Regions from separate parts of the Homo sapiens genome. Here region 1 is linked to region 2. A link is a loop called in an ENCODE intact Hi-C map of the cell type or tissue named here. Cell type or tissue: PC-3. All regions are shown on one strand. Each heading gives the region's core, and the rest is flanking DNA. Links, peaks and the distances in the headings are about the cores only. Region 1 has its middle 33 kb from the start of MIR4452. Region 2 overlaps PTPN13 (protein tyrosine phosphatase non-receptor type 13).

Evidence for each region. A loop is a pair of places that touch in the nucleus more often than their neighbours do. Peaks named below come from ENCODE experiments on the same cell type or tissue, not always from the same donor. Only the 100,000 strongest peaks of a DNase experiment are listed, where the experiment ranks them.
Region 1: it touches region 2 in a loop (2.9-fold over the local background); 2 of 110 quality-filtered maps call a loop at or near these places.

The regions. Positions count from the first base shown.
Region 1 is chr4:86,500,685-86,518,738 of GRCh38, reverse strand. It overlaps a transcript of MAPK10 not described here. Among named protein-coding and RNA genes, the nearest start is that of MIR4452, 33 kb to the left of the region's middle. In PC-3, for the core only: no CTCF peak of the experiment used is centred there; a DNase peak (open chromatin) is centred at 10,048; H3K4me3 peaks cover 1,223 bases; H3K27ac peaks cover 1,679 bases.
Region 2 is chr4:86,668,171-86,673,170 of GRCh38, reverse strand. PTPN13 (protein tyrosine phosphatase non-receptor type 13) reads right to left here. Exons shown (of 48, transcript NM_080683.3): 3 at 628-806. Among named protein-coding and RNA genes, the nearest start is that of PTPN13, 76 kb to the right of the region's middle. In PC-3, for the core only: no CTCF peak of the experiment used is centred there; a DNase peak (open chromatin) is centred at 2,210; H3K27ac peaks cover 1,380 bases.

The sequences.
Region 1 (18,054 bases), core at 7,852-12,851, 160 kb after region 2:
TTAAAAAGTCTAAAAGAGCACAAATAGACAATCTAAGCTCACATCTCAAAGAACTAGAGAAACAAGAACAAACCAAACCCAAGCCCAGCAGAAGAAAAAAAAAAAAACAAAGATCAGAGCAGAACTAAATGAAATTGAAACCAAAAAAATACAAAAGATAAATGAAACAAAAAGCTGGTTTTTGAAAAGATATACAAAATCAATAGACCGTTAGTGAGATTAACCAAGAAAAGAAGAGAGAAGATCCAAATAAATTGAATTAGAAATGAAATGGGAGATATTACAACCGATACCACAGAATTACAAAAGATCATTCAAGGCTACTATGAACACCTTTATGTGCACAAATTGGAAAACCTAGAGGAAATGGATAAATTCCCGGAAATATACAAACCTCCTAGATTAAGCCAGAAAGAGGCCAGGTGTGGTGGCTCATGCCTGTAATCTCAGCACTTTGAGAGGCCAAGGCGGGCAGATCACTTGAGGCCAGGATTTCGAGGCAAGCCTGGCCAACATGGCAAAACCCTGTCTCTCCTAAAAATACAAAGGTTAGCCGGGTATAGTGGAGCATGCCTGTAATCCCAGCTGTTCGGCTGGCTGAGGCAGGAAAATCGCTTTAACCTGGGAGGTGAAGGTTGCAGTGAGCCAAGACTGCACCACTGTACTCCAGTCTGGGTGACAGAGCAAGACTCTGTTCAAAAAACAAAACAAAACAAAACCCAAAACCAAAAAACAAACAAAAAACAGGAAGAAATAGGAACTCTGAACAGAGCAATAACAAGTAACAAGATTGAAACAGTAATTTTAAAAAGCCAACAAAAAAAATGTTCAGGACCAGATGGATTCACAGCTGAATTCTGTCAGACATTCAAAGAAGAACTGGTACCAATCCTACTGAAACTATTCCAAAAGATAAAGTTCTAAATCTTGAAATAAAACCTCAAAATACACCAAAATGGAACTTCCTTAAAGCGTAAATAGATACAGATAGAGGCAATCCTCCCCAAATCATTCTATGAACCCAGTATTACCCTAATATTAAAACTAAGAAAGGACCTAAGTAAATAAGAAAACTATAGACCAATATCCTTGATGGACAGAGATGCAAAAATCCTCAACAAAATACTAGCTAACCGAATCCAACAGCATATCAAAAAGATAATAGGCCGGGTGCGGTAGCTCATGCCTGTAATCCCAGCACTTTGGGAGGCCGAGAAGGGCAGATCACGAGGTCAGGAGATTGAGACCATCCTGGCTAACACGGTGAAACCCTGTCTCTACTAAAAATACAAAAAGTTAGCCGGGCGCGGTGGCCGGCCCCTGTAGTCTCAGCTACTCGCGAAGCTGAGGCAGGAGAATGGCGTGAACCCGGGAGGCGGAGCTTGCAGTGAGCCGAGATTGCACCACTGCACTCCAGCCTGGGCGACAGAGCAAGACTCCGTCTCAAAAAAAAAAAAAAAAAAAAAAAAGATAATACACCATGTTCAAGTGGGTTTCATACCGGGTATTCAGGTATTCAAGTCAATAAATATGATACACCACATAAATAGAAGTAAAAACAAAAATATGATTATCTTAATAGATGCAGAAAAAGCATTTGACAAAATCCAGCATCCCTTTATGATTAAAACTCTCAGCAAAATCAGCAAAGAAGGGACATACCTTAAGGTAATAAAAGCCATCTATGACATACTCACAGACAACTTTATAACAAATGGGGAAAAGTTGACAGTATTTCCCCTGAGAACTGGAACAAAACATGGATGCTCACTTTCACCACTTCTATTTAGCATAGTACTGGAAGTCCTAGCCAGAGCAATCAGACAAAAGAAAGAAATAAAAGCATCCTAACTGGTAAAGAGAAAGTCAAACTGTCACTGTTTGCCAGTGATATGATTGCATAGCTAGAAAACCCTAAAGACCCATCCAAAAAGCTCCTGGATCTGGTAAATGAATTCAGTAAAATTTCAGGATAAAAATATCATGTACACAAATCAGTAGTACTGCTATACACCAACAGTGACCAATCTGAAAAATCAAGAATGCAACCCCTTTTACAGTAGCTGCAAACAAACAAACAAACAAAAAACAAACAAACAACAACAACAAAAAAACCCTTAGGAATATACCTAACAAAAGAGGTGAAAGATCTTTACGAAGAAAACCATAAAACACTGCTGAAAGAATTCACAGACGACACAAACAAATGGAAACACATTCCATGCTCACTGACGGGTAGAATCAATATTGTGAAAATGACCATACTGCCAAAAGCAATGTATAAATTCAATGCAATTGCCATCAAATACCATCATCATTCTTTAAAGAACCAGAAAAAAATAATCCTAAAATTCATATGGAACCAAAAAAGAGCCCACATATCCAAAGCAAGACTAAATAAAAAGAACAAATCTGGAGACATCACATTACCCGACTTCAAACTATGCTACAAGTTTATAGTCACCAAAATAGCATGGTACTGTTATAAAAACAGGCATGTAGACCAATGGAACAGAATAGAGAACCCAGAAATAAAGCCAAATACTTGCAGCCAACTGATCTTTGGCAAAGTAAACAAAAACATAAAATGGGCAGAGGACACATTATTCAAGAAACAGTGCTGGGATAATTGGCAAGCCACATGTAGAAGAATGAAACTGGATCCTCATCTCTCACCTTATACAAAAATAAACTTAAGATGGATCAAAAACTTAAATCTAAGACCTGAAACCATAAAAATTCTAGAAGACAACATTGGAAAAATTCTTCTAGACATTGGCTTAGGCAAAGAGTTCATGACCAAGAACCCAAAAGCAAATGCAAAACAAAAACAAAAACAAAACAAAAAAAAAACAACAACAAAAAACAAAACCCAAAGATAAATAGATGTGTCTTAATTAAACTAAAAAGCTTCTGCACAACAAAAGAAATATTCAGCAGAGTAAACAGACAACCCGCAGAGTAGGAGAAAATATTTGCAAACTATGCATCCGACAAAGGACTAATACCCAGAATCTACAAGGAACTCAAACAAATCAGCAAGAAAAAAAACAAATAATCCCATCAAAAAGTGGGCAAAGAACATGAATAGACAATTCTCAAAAGAAGATATTCAAATGTCCAACAAACATATGAAAAAATGCTCAATATCACTAATAATCAGGGAAATGCAAATCAAAACCACAGTGTGATACCACTTTATTCCCACAAGAATGGCCATAATTAAAAAATCAAAAAATAATAGATATTGGCATGGATATGGTGAAAAGGGAACAGTTTTACACTGATGGTGGGAATGTAAACTAGTACAACCACTATAAAAAACAGTGTGGAGATTACTTAAGGAACTAAAAGTAGAACTACAATTTGATCCAGCAATCTCACTACTGGGTATCTAACCAGAGGAAAACAAGTCACTATATGAAAAAGTCACTTGCACACGCATGTTTATAACAGCACAATTCACAATGCAAAATTATGGAAGCAGCCTAAATGCCTATCAACCAAAGAGTGGATACAGAAACTGTGGAATACTACTCAGCTATTTTACAAAGGAATGAAATAATGCTATTTGCAGCAACATGGTTGGAATTGGAGACCATTATTATAAGTGAAGTAACTCAAGAATGGAAACCCAAACAACGAATGTTCTCACTTATAAGTGAGAAATAAGCTATGAGGATGCAATGGCATAAGTATGATATAATGAACTCTGGGGGCCCTAGGAAAAGTGTGTGAGGTGGGGGTGAGGAATAAAAGACTACACATTGGGCACAGTGTACACTGCTCAGGTGATGGGTGCACCAAAATCTCAGAAATCACACCTAAAGAACTTATCCAAGTAACCAAGCACTACCTGTTCCCCCAAAACTATTGAAATAATAATCACTTTCAAAAATAGAAGTAAACCCCACACACATTGATTATTTTACACTTAGTATGAATTACACAAATAATACATGAACAATGCTTCTTTCCCCAGATTGAAACTTCACAGAAATGATGAAACTTTTCTTTGACTAGCACCACAGCCATAATCTCTTACTTCCTCCTAGCAGTAATCATAGTTGTAGGTTTGTGGATGCTTCTGAATATTATTTAAGCTGTAATATACATGTAAATGTACACATAGAAAATTGATTGTTACTTCTTGTAAACTTGAGTAGAGGTGTATTATGTATGAGAGTGTTTTAAGTACACTATTGTCTACTTAAAAAACCAATAGAGGGGACTCTCTAAAAGAAAACATTTATTTAGGAATGGGGCTTTGCAATGGAAATATACATACCATAGTAAACTATGTATATATTCAGAGAGGTAAAGGAAGACAAAGATTTTTAAAGGAAAAATGACAATTGTATAATTGTTTTGTGATAATTAGTTTTGGCTACAAGGATCAATACAAAGGGTGGTGCCAATCTGAGGTTGGAAGGGCAGTTGCTGGGCAGATGTTCTTACAAAAGTATTTTTTGTGTGTAGGGTTGTGATAACCTTTCTGCAAATTTGTGGGTTTTTTTCAGAGCCTTTTGTGATAGTTCTTGTTATGAGGGCTTAGTGCGTGAGAATTCTGTCTTCATGGCTTTCCCCAAGTCTATTTTTTTAGTTTTTAACACTAGTGACTCCATTTTGATTCTGACAACTTTCACATTTCCCCCTTTGGATCAGGATCTTTCTCCAAAGCGTCACTGATGAATCATCCTGTAGTTAGGGTTTGATTGTCCTTCAGTCCTGGGATAGACCAGTCCTGGTTTGGTCTGGTCTTCCCATGTTTGAGGGAAGTGGTTGGCAAGTAGGAGTCAGTATCAGAACATTTTTAGCCACATTTGAGCAACAAGGGAGCTTAGGAGGGAGTGGCTTTCAGGCTAAGGCTACCTGGAATCCATTGTTAAGTTAATTTTGTCAGTTCCATAGGTCTTTGTTATCATCTCAAAGTGCGTGGCCAGTATTATTCTATCAGGAGTCATACTTCTCCAAAAACTTAACAAGCAATAGGTATAAGGTTTTAAAAAGGGAAAATGCAAAGTAAATTAATAAGCTTAGTTTGTATAAAAGTTTTGAGTCATGGACTAGGCTTAAAGGCTACTACTTGAATAAATCAAGTAGTAGGATTGTGGGAAATCCTACTGTGGGAAATTAAGTAAGACTTGTAACCATGTGGCCTGTTTTCTCCTTTTGTGTTTATGGATCTCAACTTTCCCAGAGGAATATACCCAGGTACAGCATGTAGTATTAGCAATAGCTACAGACATCTCCTTATTAGCCAATAGTTAATATTGAGCAATTTTGTCATCTAATATCTTATGACTGGATTTAATGAAAGCAGAGAGTGATCAATCATTGTACTGGGGATGATGCCAAAGTCATCTACTAGGTGGACTAAAGGATCTCCTTGCTTGGGTGTGGTGGTTCATGCCTATATTCCTAACTCTTTGGGATCCCAAGGCAGGAGGATCACTTGAGGTCAGGAGTTCAAGACCAGCCTGGGCAATATAGTGAGATCCTGTCTCTACAAAAAGTAAAAAAATAAATTGAGCATAGTGGTATGTGCCTGTAGTTCTAGCTACTTGGGAGGCTGAGATGGGAGGACTGCTTAAGCACAGGAATTTGAGGCTGAAGGGAGCTATGATTGCATCACAGATTAGGACCCATCTCTAAAAAAAAAGAAAAGAAAAGAAAAAAAGGATGTTCTAGGATAGGTTCTGTCAAGTTACCAGCAGAAGGTTCTGATTGTTAACTTTTAATGTCACCATTATCTTGCCAAGTGAAAAAGGTGGGCATTAAGAGAGGTAAGAGTCTCATTATGATATGGAGGGTTGTTCTGAGGTCTTGGGAAAAGCTGTCTGAGGAATGAAGACATTAACTTCTTATCCTGGTTTGCAGTTTCAATGTCCCTGGCTATGGCATCAGGTGGTTTGTTTAACTTTCTGTGTGACACATCCATCAGTCATGAAACTTATCCCTTAAAATTCATCTAGTTTTAGTTTTCAGGGCTTCAGAACAAAAGAGGTCTCATTTTTAGTAATTCCATGGGAGAAAGTTGAATTGGAGGACTCTAGAAGAATTCAGGATATAGTCTAGTCTGTAGGTAGATAGCAAGGACTCAAAAACAATGCACAAGGCTACAGTCTAATAACACATATATTATAGCTTTTCTTTAGAAACATAAGTTTTTATCTCTATATTGATCACATGAAAATCTCAGATTTAAAACCTTTTGAGGCTAGGAAGTCAAACCAAGGTAGATTTTAGGTTTTACCTACCATCTTAAGGTTTTTGGGGCCTGCCAGGAAGTGACAATATTTACTCACTCACTATAAGGCTGGAAACCCTTGAAACCAGGCATTCTATGCACGTTCTCAAATATGATATTCCAGTCAATGCCTTGGTAATATAGCCAATGCTTCCAATTGTATTCTGTTATAAAGAGAAAGTAGATTTTTACTGAACTTATCCAAATAACCATACAGCCATAAGAATACTCATGAAGAGTTTCCAAATTTTGGAGGGATCAAGTAAGAAGAAAAAGTAAATATTTCCACCTTTGTTCTCAAAAGTATGCTTTACCGTATTGCTTTAAACTATAGATAGCTTAAGAAAAAAGTTACCTTAAATTTGGAAAACAAAACACTTAGGAGTCAAAAATCTTTCAAATTAAAGTCATAAAAACATTATCTTCAGCAGTTACTTAATGTCATGTAATTTTTGTTCTGCTTGATCTTGATGAGTAGTTTCATGAATTCAGCAGTTTCTTCATTAGAATTCTAAAAAAATTAATTAATCAACTTTAGTTATTAAAATCTGTATTTTAATTCTTCTTCTTTTTCCTTCCTCCTCATTCTTCTCCTTTCTTCCTTCTTTCCTTCCTTGTTCCCTCCCTCCTTTCCTTCATTCCTGCTCCTTCCTTCCTTCTTTCCTTCCTTCCTTGTTTCCTTCCTTCCTTCCTTTTCTTCTTCTCCTTCTCCTTCTTTCTCTTCCTCTCTCCCCTCCCCCTTTCCCTCTCGCTCCCCCTCCTGCTCCCGCTCCTCCTCCTCCTCCTCCTTCTTCTTCTTCCTGTTCTTCTTCTTCTTCCTCTTCCTCCTCCTCCTCCTTCTGTATTCTTCTTCCTTCTTCTTTCCTCTTCCTCCTTCTGTATTCTTCTTCCTTCTTCTTTCCTCCTTGTTTTTTCTTTTTTGAAGACAAGATCTGGTTCTATCGCCCAGGCTGGAGAGCAGAGTGGTGCGATCATGGCTCACTGCAACCTCACCTCCTGTGCTCAAGCCATCCTCCCACCTCTGCCTCCTGAGTAGCTGGGATTACAGGAATGTGCCACCACACCCAGCTGATTTTTTATTTTATTTTATTTTTAGTAGAGACAAGGTCTCCCTACATTGCACAGGCTGGTCTCGAACTCCTGAGCTCATGCAATCCACTCACCTTGGCCTCCCAAAATGTCTCCTTACATTGCCCAGGCTGGTCTCGAACTCCTGAGCTCATGTAATCCACTCACCTTGGCCTCCCAAAATGTTGGGATTACAGGCATGAGCCACCACACCCAGCCGAAACCTGTTTTTAAAATAAAAAAAAATTGATGTATAATAGTTGTCACATTTTTGGGGTACATGTGGTATTTTGATACCTGTATACAATGTGTAATGATCAAATCAGGGTACCTGGGATATCCATCACCTCAAACATTCATCTTTTGTTTGTGTTGGAAATAGTACAAATTTTCTTTTCTAGCTATTTTGAAATACAGAATAAATTATTGTTAACTATAATTTCCCTTCTGTACTACTGAATACTAGAACTTATTCCTTCTATCTAACTGTATTTTGTACCCTTAACCAACCTCTCTTCATGCCTCCCTCCCCACTTTTCTTCCTAGCCTCTGGTAACCATTTTACTCTCTACCTCCATGAGAGCCAATTTTTTTGCTTTCGTATATGAATGAGAACGTGCTATATTTGTTTTTCTGTGCCTGGCTTATTTCACTTAGCATAATGACCTGCAGTTCCACCTATGTTGCTGCAAATTACAGGATTTTACTCTTTATTAATGGCTGAATTAGATTCCATTGAGTATATCTATATACATGACATTTTCTTTCATTCATGTATATCTGTATACATGTATATAGATATATTCATGTATATTTATATACATGCATATAGATATATTCATGTGTATTTATATACATGCATATAGATATATTCATGTGTATTTATATACATGTATATAGATATATTCATGTGTATTTATATACATGACATTTTCATTCATCTATTGATTGACAATTTGAAAAAATTTCTGTTTTTATTTTATCAACAAATTCAAGGCCAGTTTATTGGGCCAGGGGTGGTGGCTCATCCCTATAATTTCAGCATTTTGGGAGGCTGAGGTGGGATAATCGCTTGAGGCCAGGAGTTTCAGACCAGCCTGAGCAACATGGTAAAACTCTGCCTCTACAAAAAATACAAAAATTAGCCAGGCATGGGGGTACATACCTGTAGTCCCAGCTACTTGGGAGGCCGAGGTGGGAGGATTGATTGAGCACAGGTGTTTGAGGCTACAATGAGCACCACTGCACTCCAGCCTAGGAACAAAGCAAGACCCCACCTCAAAACAAACCACCCCCTACCAATAAAACACCAACAGCTTATTTATCAAAGATTTACTTAAGTTGTATGAACTAAAAGGCATTTGGATTAATTACTATATATTTTATGATTGCTTATTTATCTGAGCTAATCCGAATAGGATTTCTTAAGGAATTTCTAGCCAAGTACACCAGATTTTACAATTTAGACACAGCATACAACACATGTCAACACACATAAACACATATACATGCACACAATAAAGATCTTATAGCTTTAATTTTAGAATTTCAGTCACTAGATAGTAAAGCATAGTAATACAAACTCACAAGTTTATAAAAAAATAGTTGGACCCAAATTGTATTTTTGACAAAATGGGACCTGTTCAGGTGGATAAGTGTTATTTTCCCTAATAGATAATCTAAGAAAAGCTGTGGACCAAAATTTTTAGGTAAAGCATCTTGGTTTTAAATAAATCTCACATCTTTTTTTCCAGTTTTAAATGAGTTTAGGGTTAAATTTTCAATTGTTTACATTTTAGCTGGGACTGGCTAAATTCTGTAAGAAAGTCAAAATCTCCAAGTTGCCTTAAATTTTTTAGTAACAAATCTTTCTTTTGTTTGCTGATCTGGTTTTCTTGACTAGACAATGCGGACAGGGAAGCATTTTGGCAGGTTTTTTTTTGTTTGTTTTTTTTTTTTGGTCAGCGTTTCTGGCCCCCGTGTAACAGACAGACAAAGCAATTTTTATGCCAGAGATACCTTGTATTATTGCGCTAAGTTCAAGATTTTGACCTATTTGATCTGAGACCTTAATTTGTATAAACACATATCTCTTTATGTCCGTATAGAATATCAATCCTTCAATTAACTGTTTCATCACCCTAAGCAATTAATAGTTAGGGAAACCTCAATTTACATTTCCAAAAGGTGTCTAGGTTGTTGGCTGCCATGAAGCGGTTGTAATTTGTAAAGCCATTAATTTGAAAGCCCTTTAAGATTTTTATCCTTATCCTGGTTAAAATGCTCTAAAAAAAGATCTAAGCAGCTTTTGAAATTAGCAACAGTGTGTTATCTTAACACAAATGAAAAAGTTAACAGATTTAGAGTATCCAGAAAAAAAAAGATAACTAAAAAGACTCTACATGTTAACTCTATAGTTGATTGCAGTTTCTAATTGAATTCTAAGAAAAAAACAAGGTTGGGGACTTCAAATGATATTCATGATGGCCATTAATTTAAAAACATGCACGAGGAAAAGCCATGTAGCCAGCTGGAGTCCCAGAAAGCTTGACATGCCTGAATGTTTGAGAATCCCATTCTGTTTCTGACTAATTTCTCCAGAGCAAAGAAAATTCTATAAATCCTGTCAGGAAGTTTACACTGGTGGTTTAGATCATGGTGACCATCCCAGTGGCTTTTAATTGGCCATATCATGCCTACTATTTAGAATGTTTATTTTTGCTCTTGGAAGATGTTCAGAAACAAGTAAGGGAAAAAGAGCCAAATCATTTACAGACACACATAACCTAACCAAAATGAAACCAAAATCAGAGTGCTCACAGAATTTTTAACCCAGCCATGCAGATCAAACAAAATATTAAGCCGGATGCACCAAATCAAAAGTGAATTCACCAGAAAAGAATGCCTCACAGACAGAATGTAAACTCCGTAGAAACCAGATAACTCAAACCAGAAGGACACTTGTCTTTTACCAGAAAGGGCTCGCCAGAAATAACTTTTATAGTCCCAGGAGGGATGCAAGGTCCTTTATTTAAGGTGGCCTTATAACCAAATCAGATCCCAAATAAAGTAAAAAAGAACTCACCAAAGGGAGGGAGTCCAAGAGTCCTAGAGAAGATTCACTATGGAAGAAAAGGCAACATTGAAGTCAGTACTGCACTCAATTCCACAGGCCACCAATCCATCAAAGGTGAGCTAACTTTGGCCTCACTGCTGACACCATTAATGCGAAACTAAATAACAGAGAGGAAGATTCTCTAAAAGAAAATGATATTTTTTTGCGAATAGGAATACAATGGGAATACACATGCCATAGTAAACTATGTGTGTGTTCAGGAGGGTAAAAGAAGACAATGTTTTCTTTTTAAATGAGAAGAATTACATAATTGGTTTGAGATAATTATTTTTGGTTACAGAGATCAATACCAAGGGTGATGACAGTCCAAGGCTGACAGACAATTGCTGGGTAGATGTCTACAGGAGTATTTTTTTTTTCTTTTTGGTATACAGTTGCAATGGCCTTTGTGCAAGTTTGTAGTTTTTTCAGAGTCTTTGGTGATAGTTCTTGTTATCAGGCATTGGTGCATGAGAACCCTCTCTTCATGGCCTTCTGAGGCTCTGTCTTTTAGGATTTTTAACACAAGTGGCTCCATTTTGATTCTGACAACTTTCACAGTATAATTCTATACCACTGTATGCCATTGCTCTTTACCCTTAGCAATATATCTTGGGAATTTACACATGATTTTATATATATATATATATATATATATATATATATATATATATATATATATATATATATCTCCAGTTTATTCTTTTTAATAGTAACATGGTATTACATAATATTTAGTCTGTCTCCTTTGTAGGCTTGTTTGCAGAATTGTAGGCAATGCTTCAATAAACATTATTGTGCACATGGGTATTTCTCTAGGCGAGATACTGAGAAGTGGAATCACTAGGCCAAAAGGTAAGCTTAGTTTTGTTTTTGGTGGATAATGATTATTGCCCTTCAAAGTGGCAGTCGCAATGAAAGGGGTTTTTTCTCCGCACTACTCTGTCTACACATCTGCTGACACTTGATATAGCCAAATTGTATTTGGTCAATCTAATAGCTTAGAACTGGTATTTTATTATTGTTTTTACTTTTATTTCCCTGGTCATTTATTCTTTTATGTTTAATGACTATTTCATCTATTGTTCTGGGGCTTGCCTCTTATTCTTTACATTTTCATATCTTTTAATCTATTTTTATTGGGTTGTTCTTATGTTGGATATGTAGTAATTCTTTTTTATATTCAGTATGATAATTTGTTATACATGTGTAAAATTTTTTCTGGATTATTGCATCTTCTAAAAACTTTGCCTGGAATATTGTTTATCATATATGTTTTATTTTTAACTAATACATCAATTAGATAAATTTCTGATACATATTCCTTATAGCCTCAAGCATATATATACTCATATTTTTATGTATATTGTATTAGTGTGGGCAGAGCCTTACCCAAATCCCCTTGAGGCTTACCACTTAGCACAGCTGCCTTAACTGTATCTGTGTGTCTTTCCCTGACAGCTTTCTCCTCTGCTGGAGAAGAGGAATTTCTGCTCCTCAGTCTGGGAGCAGTTCTGACCTTGATTGTTGTGGTTGGTTTTTAATTCTCTGCTCCTCTTGACCTTTGAGTCGACACTGGCTCCTGGAGTTTCCAGCTAGATTAGGCTCCAGTAGTGGTAATTTACTTAATAATACACACTTTGTGTGCTGCCTTCCCTTCCTTGACTCCCTTCCTCCCCTTCCTATCAGTGATTCCTGTGGCCCCCTTTCAAATAAACTATTTGTAGTTGGATCTTTGAGTCATGGTCTTCTTCTGGGGGAACACAAACTAAGTGCTATCTTTTAGTCAGCACTTACTCTGTGCCAGGCAGCAGCTAAGAGTCTGTTTTTATGCAGTGTGTAATCACATTATCTCCATTTTGTAAATGAAGAAACCACAGTTGAAGTTAAATAAGCTACTTGGGGATGTTCATCAAGTAAGTGACAAAAATACAATTTGAACCAAGACCCTCTGACTTTCAAAACCCATATTTTTGACCATTAGATTCAGAAACAACTGCCTTTCTAGCATATCCCTCACTCATTTTCTCATGAAAATTCTTCTCCTTAATGGTCCTATTCAGAGGACAGTTCCTCAATAAAAGATTCCTTGGTATTATGTTCAGAATTAATTTTTCCCTTCCTGGATTTTCATATGACCGACTGCCTTTCTTTTGGAATGTAATACGCTGTCTTTTGTTTATAGGTGTGAATATCTCATTTTCTGTGCTGTATAGAATAGTTCTTGGGTGCCTAACACATACCAGGTGCTTTAAAAATGTTTTCTTTAAGGAATTATTATGAATTCCTTTAGGGCAAGGAGTATGTCTCTATATTGCCTAGCTCATGTTTTACATTAAGGAGTTCAATGAGAGCTCATTGGATTGAAGTTCAGGAACAAGATCATCTGCTAGAGGACAGAGCATATACACTTTAGAAAGGACAGAATTGGGGAAGTAATTTATAGATATTGACGCAATAAGTAGGCTAGTTCATGACCTAAAGAAATTTGAAAATGAGTACAATTTAAATTGGCCTATAGGTTTGTGAATCCAGCTAAAGGCTAATTCAGTGCCTTCATAGGATATCTTTCTTTATCTCTTCTGTTCCTAGTCTAGTACTAGGCATTATTGTATAATGGAAAGACACCTATAAAAGAAAAGAAATATCTGAGGCTCTCATGTCTTCGCAGGAGTTCACATTTAAGAGAATAAATGAAAAAAGGAAACTTTTTTTTTTAAAAACAGGGTCTCACTCTGTTGCCCAGGCTGAAGTGTGGTGGTGTGATCATAGCTCATTACAGCCTTGAACTAGGCTCAAACACCACCTCAGCCTCCTGATAAGCTGGGATTACAGATGCATGCCACCACAAATTTTTAGTAGAGATGAGGTCTCTCTATGTTGCCCAGGTTGGTCTTGAGCTCCTGGGCTCAAGCAATCCTCCTGCCTTGGCCTCCCAAAATGTTGAGATTATAGGTGTGAGCCACCTTGCCTGGCCCATTTTTAAAAAATAATTTAAACTTTTATTTTAGATTCAGGGGGTACATGGGCAGGTTATATGGGCATATTGCATGATGCTGAAAGGAAACTTAAAAATAAATTATCAAAGAGTAGAAAATTTGTTTGAAAAAATGTGTATTAAATTGCTGAAGCACTATAGAGGAATAATAAGAATGTGCTGTTGGCTAGCCAGGGAAAAGTTCCAGAAACAGGTGAAGGTTGAACCAAAACAATTATGTGATGGTTGCTATTTGGTAGAAAGCAGTGAGCAGAGCACTTTGACTAGTATGAAAAAATAGTGCAGGGTCTAGAATTAGTGTGTTGTATTTATGGAGGATGCAGAGTGGATGGGCTTTGCTGGTGGAAAGACTTTGCTGGATGTGCTTAATACCCCCAAAAGAGGGACTGTAGGCAAACTGGGAGGCAGGTGAAATTGGACTTGAGAGTTCTAGCACATGAATCTTGTAGCACTTCTTTTCCTCTTCTGGCTCTTCCTTTCCATTCCTCACCCCAGCCAGTCATCATGTGTCTTATTGCCAGCTCTTAGGCATATGCTCACTCAGGTGTAGATAATGATGATTTAGAATTTGAAACAGTAAATCAATTGGAGGATGGGGTGGAAAGTGGAGGGCAGGAAAAAGTTTTGCTAGTTAAGATACACATATTAGCAAAGGAACAGGTGTGAATGTTTATAGACAACTTGATGAAAAGGCAGTGGTTTCGTTTGGCTAGAGCAGTGAGCTTCCTAATGTTTTTGAGTAAGAACACCCCTTGTTAATAAGAAAAAATTGGTAGGTTCCTACATAATAGTAAACTGTACTGCTACTATCCTTTGGAAAAATACATGTTGGTAAGATTACTATAAATTAATACATTTTAAAGTAATAGTATAATATGGTAGTTAATTTAGTTTACAGACAATAATCGGAAGGATGTGGATTCACAGACCCCTTTACGTTACTTTACTACTTCCCAGATCTTTGGCCCACAGGTTGGATTTCACTGGGCTAGCATAGGATTTCTGTAGAGAGGTTCATTCTGTGAGACTCATTTATTCATTCACTCAAGAAATATTTATTGAATTAAGTGCAGTATGCTCTTTTAGGCTCTGGGAAAATAGTTGTAAAAGAAACTAAGACCCTCCCTCAGGGTGCTTATATTTTAGTGAGAAGAGACAGACAATAAAAAATATTACACAAATAACTATGATATTTCTAATGATGTTAAGTGTTACAGATAATAGGGATTATCTGGGTAGGCTGGGGGGAATGTTACTTTGATAGATTGGAGAGAGAACTCTCTACTATGGTGACATTTGTATAGACATTTGAATGAATTAGGGAGGGCCCTGTAGGTCTCAGGAAGAAGAGTGGAATGCGTACAAAGCCCAAGAGGTGGGAGCATGTTTGCTGTCCTTGGGTAAGAGCAAAAAGACTGGTGTGGCTAGAGTAGGATTAGGGAGATGAATAATTAATTGTGGTAGATGATGGGGTCTGGTAGTGCATAGCCAGCCATATTATATAGGATCTTGCAGGCCATTATAAGCACTTTGAATTTTACCCCAAATGAGATTTTTTAAAAAGCCATTGGAGGATTTAAATCAGAACAGTGACATAATCTGAAATGTTTTAAAATAATTACCATGGCTGTTTGTGAAATAGATTATTAGGTAAGCGTTGAAGCAAGGGACCAACTGTAGAAATCCAGGCTACAGATTAATTCTCAAATGCTTCTTATTGGTTGAATAAGATGAGGATGGAGAACTGACCCTTGGAATTGCAATGGAGAGGTTACTAAGGAGTGTGCACTCAATTTGTTAGGTAATAATGAGCCTTTGAAAGTTTTATAGGAAAGTGATACCATCAGTGTGGTACTTTATGAAAATTTATCAGTTGGTACCCACAGATGGGAAGAATTCGATTAGATGAAAAAGTCTGAGGATAGAGAGATATTTTAGGTACCCATTTCAACAATCTAATTGGAAAAGTATGGGAGCTGGAAGTAAAGTAGCAAAGGTGAGAATGGAACTGACATTTCAGAGTCTGAACTGGAAGAACTAGGCAACTGAAGGAATATAGAGCCAGAGACAAAAGAGTCTAAGTTAAAATTTTGAAATTGCATGATGAGAAAAATTGTGGTTGCATTAACAGAATTCAGAACATCAGGAACAGAATGAGTTTGTTTGGGAAAGATGATACCCTTAACTTTGGATGACATGGCTTTGAAATGCTAGACATCTAGGTTGACCTCATAACTCACCTTTAAATTATTATTCTTCCATCCTCTTTCAGCAGTCCCTCTTTTGAGATTCCAGAGGCATTGGAAACTGTAATCTTCTGAACTGAAGGATCCCACCCTTCTTCCTAGAATAAATCTTTGTTACTTGACTCTGTAGTCTATATTGATGATCCACACAGAATAAGCCTCACAAAAAAGTCTGTTATTTTTGTTTATGTGCTGAGTTTGAGGTGTTGGTGGTAAATTTTGGCAAAAATGTCTTTTAGAATGAAAATGTAAGTCCAGAATAAAGAAGAGAGATAAACGTTGACTGAAATGTGGGAGTCATTTTCTATCAAACTAAATAAGAACTCTAAAGGAAAGAATGTACCAAAGAGAATATTAATTATAGGTGCCAGAAGAATTCTCTGTAGTGGGAAAGTTAATTTGACATATGGAGGAGAGGCAATGTACATTTAAAAGCTATCAAGAATATGCCTCAAAAACTTTTTGTTTGGTCAATCACCTTGATGGGCCATATTACAGTGGAAAATAAAACTCAGAGCATGCTGAGGTATAGGAGTGATATAAAGAGAAACAAGAAGTTTTGTGAGTTTCAAAGGAATGGTCAAGAGAAATGTACTTCATATTATTAAGTCAATGCAAAGTAAAGCTAAGGAGAATTTAGCTTTACTTTGGAGAATTCAGTAGAAGCAAGAAATCCAAGCAAGAAATGACTCAGAATAATGTTAAGCTTCTTTAGAATTCATGAAGATACTTCAGGAGCGAGTTGGGGGATGCTGTTTTCCATTATATTCTGAATGGGTATTCTTCCCATTTTAATTTATAACACAAAAATATATGGCAATAGAATGGGGGTGGTTACTATTTTGGGGACATCCAAGTTGTAAATGTATGAGTCACAACACATTTAGAGGAGGAAAAAAAATGGAGATCAAAAAGTAGCCGTTAAAGAGGCAGAAGAAAATGGTTTCAGAATATTTCTAAAACTTGGATGACTTTATACTTGAACTGGTTAAAATGGCATGAAATCCATTTACCTTTAAAAGACCCTGCAGTGCTGCCATGCAGTGCCCTGCCATTTTGTTGTGGTTGTTGTTAAGGGATTAATTAATTTCCATAATAGTCTTTACTTTCAACTCAGGAGAATGTTAACTTTGTGCTTTTTTGGGACAATTATGGATGTGAGTCTCCTTAATCTTCCATGTAACCTACTAAACCACAAGTTCTCAAATTAACCAAATTGGAAGTTGGAGGAAAAATTCAACTATGCATTTTTTGAGTGAAGGATAGTCATCACTTCATTCTCTGACACAATGTAATGTTGAACCCAGTTGGTATGTCTTTCAAAACTGACATGGAGTCTGTTCTTTGACTGCACAGTAGTGTGTGTGTGTGTGTGTGTGTGCATGCACACACACATGCATACAAATGCATGTTTTCTGTTTTAAGACTATTACTTCTCTTTGAAACAGAATACCCTGGATAAGTTATAGATGGATATTATGGGTTTAACCCAACTAATTATAAAAAAGCGAACCCTCCTTACCAGCTGGGCTCTTCCTAGTTCCTAATTCTCATTCTGCTACACAGCAAGGAAACACTAGGATACAGAGCTGTTTTAACTTGAAAAAGAGCTCCATGTCACACAATAAAATGATATTTTAGTTTTACATTGTAGACTAGAATGTATAGTGTAAATGATTCCTTGGTTCAGAAAAAATATACAATATTAATATATGCTTATTAAATAAATACAGTTGTATACCACTTGGTTGAAAGCTGTTGAAGACTATATATAAAATAGCCTGCACCTGAACATAGGGCACAGAGAAACTCAAGAACTATTACCTGAACTAATTTTCAAGGTTTTCAATTTATTGTTTTTATCTCCTGTGGAATTCAGGTCATTATTGCTAATTTCAAATGAAAAAGAATCAATTAAAAGTTTTTTTTTTTTTTTTTTTTTTTTTTCAGATCGTAGAGAGTTTCACATCATTGCAAATGAAATCTTCATTCACATAAGAAAGTGTAAAGAGTTTCATATGTTTACCAAAGTATCATGTTTTTACCATTACCCTAACCTTCTAATCTGTTTATATTTTTAAATGTTAACAGATTTCAAATACTTATCAGAGAAAAAAATTGTCCTATTAAGGAGCTTCAGGTGTTTGCTTTGTAGATGTGGTATATAGATTTAAATTGTGCTGGAATTTATATTTTTTACCTAATGTGTATCCATAACTATTTTGGCTGTAGCAACATGGCTTTCATTTTGCATAGCTAATAAAAGTAGCTGATGAGTCAGTCTAATGATATTGCTTTATGCTTCCTTAGAGTCTTTCATCTGCAGCTCACTAAATGCTTTGTAAACATTAATTAAACATCACAACACACACTGGAG
Region 2 (5,000 bases), core at 1-5,000:
CATGGCCTATTAGGAAGCAGGCTGCACAGCAGGAAGTGAGCAGTAGGCAAGTGAACGTTACCACCTGAGCTCTGCCTCCTGTCAGATCAATGTTGGCATTAGATTCTCATAGGAATGCGAATCCTATTATGAACTGCACATGTGAGGGACTGAGGCTGCATGCTTCTTATGAGAATCTAATGCCTGATGATCTGAGTGGAACAGTTTCTTGCTAAAACCATTCCCCCACCACCCCATCCTTGGAAAAACTGTCTTCCATGAAACCAGTCCCTGGTGCCAAAAAGGATGAGGATTGCTGTTACAGATTGTTCTGTACATGTTAATCAGGGTCAACTTTCCAGTTATTTCTATATCTTCCTCAGGCACGGTGTTTTATACAAAGCAGGTATTTAATAAGTATTTGTAAACATGTGCTTCTAATGGTTAATTTTTTTCATATATTTCTCAGATCCATAAATCTTTATAAAACTATTTTGGATTCTTAAATAAAATAACTGAACTTCTTGGAATACACGGTCATTTAAAACTCAATAGATTTTTCAGAGGGTTGAAACATGGTAGCCCATTGTCTTTATTTGACCTATCCCCACCCAAATAAAAAAACAAACAAAAAAATTTAACAGTTACCTTTTCAACATCTGAGAGAGAAGTTAGTGACTGATTTTGAAGAACCTCTGGTGCAGTGAATGCTCGAAGATCCTGATTGGAAATATTTTCATCTGTAAATGACACACTACCAGATGGCAGCAACAGCAGAGACCATGGAGAAATGATGAAGCCAAGGGCAGCAGGATCAGCTAGGCTTACTGGTTTGTAATTGCACCAAAATAAAAAATAAAAAAAAAGAAGAAAATTGCTTAAAATTATAATCACAGGAAACAGCAATCACTTCAATGGATAATGCAGCCTATTTGTATAGATGTTAATAAGTAGTTAACATATACCAAATCAACATGCTACAAAAAGATTGGGTTTCATACAAATACAACAGGTAGCATTATTAACAACAATGCCTTGATTTGGCTTAATCTTTCAAAATCTGGATGGTAGATCCTAGAAACTAGAAATAGAGCCCTTTCATTGTTCTTAAGAATTAAACTTGGTTCAAATGTTTTATCAACGTGACATATAGATATGGATAAGGATTAGTAGCTCTTTAATGTTTTTTGAATTATGCATTCCTTTAAGAAATTGGTGAAAGGTGTGGTTTCTCTCTCAAGGACATTGCCCATAAATATAAAGCTCTGTATAAATTCTGAAGTTTTATGGATCTACTTATAACCCATTTATAGATCCCAAGTTAAGATTCCGATTTAGACTATAGTGTTCTGAAATGGATAGAAATCAATTCCTTTGAAAATTCCTGTTAGGCATTCACAAGGTTTCTAACTACAATGAAATGTCTTGAGTCGAAGTATATATTTTGCTTGAATTTAGATTTTATCTTATTTACATTTGTTCATTATTTCACTAGCATTTCAGGCAGCTTGTTTTGTACTACCAAATGTGATCAATGAGGTCCCTTAACTTTTTGTTTTAATGCTTGGCTGTATAGATGCCTAAGAGCTCATACCTAAGAGTATTAACACAAATACATTCCCTAGACACCAGTAGGCCTCCACCTAGAAGTAAAGCTGTACATTAGGCTCAACAAAACAGACTGATTAGAATAAACTTTATTTTGTCCCTCATATAAAAAGTAAGTTAATACAGGTTTTAAGAAAACTGCTAGGTGAACTTGGTTATAGACTCAAGATAATAGCTATAGAAAAATCACAAAAGGCCTATGACTGAAATTCCATTATTCAATCTGAATAAATTATACTGATATCACTCTGTCAAATGATAAGACATTGACAGAAGTTCATGGAAAAGTTTATCATACAGTATCTATACTTTCCTGAAAACAACCAGAACTGAATTTTTTTTAAATCAGGACTGAATCATTCTGACTTTTTAACTTCTACCTATCATCTACATGATCAGAATATGACTTATGATTAAAAAGTAAACTACTAAAAGTCATTCCTCCTTTGAAGGTCAAAAACCTGCATGTTTATGAATCTGAGACATGTCTTTAATAATGGTGTCAAAGAAGAAAAATGTGTTTGAATGCAACTTTTAATCAGTCAGCACATCTTAGGTTGCACTGAAGTGGTGTTATAGACCAATGGTCCTCAAAGCCTTAACCAATCATACATCAGACTTCTGAAACTTGGCTCACAATTGTTATTGCCAAATACATTTCAATGAATCATTTCAATGAATCATCACAGCTCATAATCTTAGGTATATGTTGTCGTATTTTACAGTCACTATACAAGTTTTCTGTTAAAAGCCGCCTCTTAGTTATTTCATACACAGACAACACACAATCTAGCTGGAAAAGAACTGACAAAGCAAAACAATATTTCCCTTGCAAAAAGATACCATTCAAAACCATGAGATTTCATGTCACAGATATCACAAAACAATCTAAAATCAATTTCTGTCAAATTATCAACTAAGGGGAACAAACACTAGGAGACCAATTAGGAAGACAACGCACTAATAATCTGGTGTGAGATGATGATGGCCAATAAGCACAGTGGTGGCAATAGAGGTGGTGAGAACCTGCTGGTAACTGAAGATATTTCAGAGGTAGTGACAACAGAATTTCCTGACAGACTGGATGTGGAGTGACAGAAAAAGAGGACTCTGGATGACATCAAAGTTTTGATCTGAGTAATTAAAAGGACAGAGTGCCATCAACAGAGATTGTCTAAAATAGTGCAGGCTGCTGAGGTGGGGGTTAGGAGGTGGTGGCAGGAATTAGAACTTTGGAACCTATTACATTTAAGATATCTGTTATACATTTGAATGGGGATGTCAATTAGGCAATTTGATCTGAAATGTGGGATAAAGATCACAACTGCAGATATATTTTGGGAGTTGCTGGCCTACTAGATGGTATTTAAAGCCATGTGACTTGATGAGGTCACCAAAAAAAAAAAAAAAAAGAATTAAGATAGAAAAGAAATGAAGACCAAGGACTGAGCCCTAGGGTACTCAAACACAAAGACTGCGCCTTCTCGGTTTTTTATTTTTTTCCAGATTCTTCCTCTTCTCTTGGGGACTGATGCATGTATGGTGCTGTAACATCCCTCTAACACTTCTTTCGCTCACTACTGCCAATCTCCATCCCACTATTTTAATTAATTCTACTTACTAGACTTTCTGTCCAGTTCTCCAGTACCTAAGTCCCGAATCTAAGTTAGGAAGCTGGGATTCTAACTGTCATGGCTAATTCCAGATTGTCTTTCTTTTGGAGGCAAAATTATGATTTTGAGTGTAACTGTTACCATTTCAAATTTATAAATGATTGCGGATCACAGCTAACACAGAGGCCTGAATGCCACCTAGAAGCCTAAATGCTATGCCCTGTCCCTGTCCTGTCACTGTGGATTCTGGTATCCACCCAGACCAGAAAAGGCTTGCTACATTCTTCCTTTTCATCCCTGGATACAGACTGACCCTCTCCCCTCCTCAGCATGGTAGCACCAATCAGAACTGCTGAAGGTGAAAGCAATTCATAATTCCTTATCACTCTAAAATGTAGAGATTTATTCACTTACCAGGACAACCAAGGTCAGTAAACTGATAATTACTCTGTTAAGAACTATATGTATCTCTCCTTTTTTATTAAGTTGTATTTTGTTTTTAATGGACATATAATCATACTTATTTATAGCGTACAGTGTAATGTTTTGGTACATATGTACAATGTGTAATGATGAAACTATATATTTCAACTTTTATACAATATGTTGTTTGCTTTTATTGAACATTTAAAGTATATCTTTATTTTAAGCACTATATATATATATATATATATATATATATATACATCTTCTTCCCAACATTACAGGTCATTTGCTAATAGAGTCTAAAGTATTATTGGGGAGATAATACATACATAAATACAAGATAGAAAGTATTAGGTATCTAAGAAAAAAAAGAGTTTGGAGGATAGCCAAATTACTTCAACTACAATAAAGAATTAATTTCTTATTTTATATGTGGCCCTTTAATAGGTAAGACTTGACCATGGCTAAGGTTAGGATTCAAAAAAGAAGAAACGGCCAAAGCAAAGGCATGTGGGTCAGGAAGTTACTAAGTTTGTACAAGGAACAGCAAGAATTTTGGGCAGAGAAATGGTGAAGAGCAGTGAGAAACAGAATTACCAAGGAGGATCATACTTTTGCTTGTTAAAAAAATACAGACAGGCTGGGCGCAGTGGCTCATGCCTGTAATCCCAGCACTTTGGGAGGCTGAGGTGGGCAGATCACCTGAGGTCAGGGGTTCAAGACCAGCCTGGCCAACATAGAGAAACCCCGTCTCTACTAAAAAAAAAAAAAAAAAAAAAAAATTAGCTGGGCGTGGTGGTGGGTACCTGTAATCCCAGGTACTCGGGAGGCTGAGGCAGGAGAATCACTTGAACCTGGGAGGCAGAGGTTGCAGTAAGCCAAGATCACACCACTGCACTCCAGCCTGGGTGACAGAGTGAGACTCTGTCTCAAGAAAAAAAGAAAAGAAAGAAAACAAAAATGAGAAATTACACAAATATTTTCAAATGTGATTTTTTAAATGGCTTGTAATAAAGTTAAAGAAACCGTGACAACAAACTACATTGCTGTCAAATTCCGTAAACACACACATGACATTTACGTACTGGATTCTTGAGAAAACATAGTCAAACCACAGAAAATATTTTAAAATAATTTTAAAGGGTTATGCAAACCTGCAAGTGAGGGAATTTAGAGTTGTGGCTAGAATCAGTCTTTAATTCACTCATCTTGTCTAACTAAAAGGAAGAAATTTAAAGCAAATGTATTTAAAATCCTTCAAAAAAATGCTAACAAAAGAATATTTAAAAATGAGATTCTAGAAGCTTATAATTCCGTGTACTGTGTTTTAATTGTGTGTTGACTGCATTCAAGAATGCTATTATGAAAGAGTAA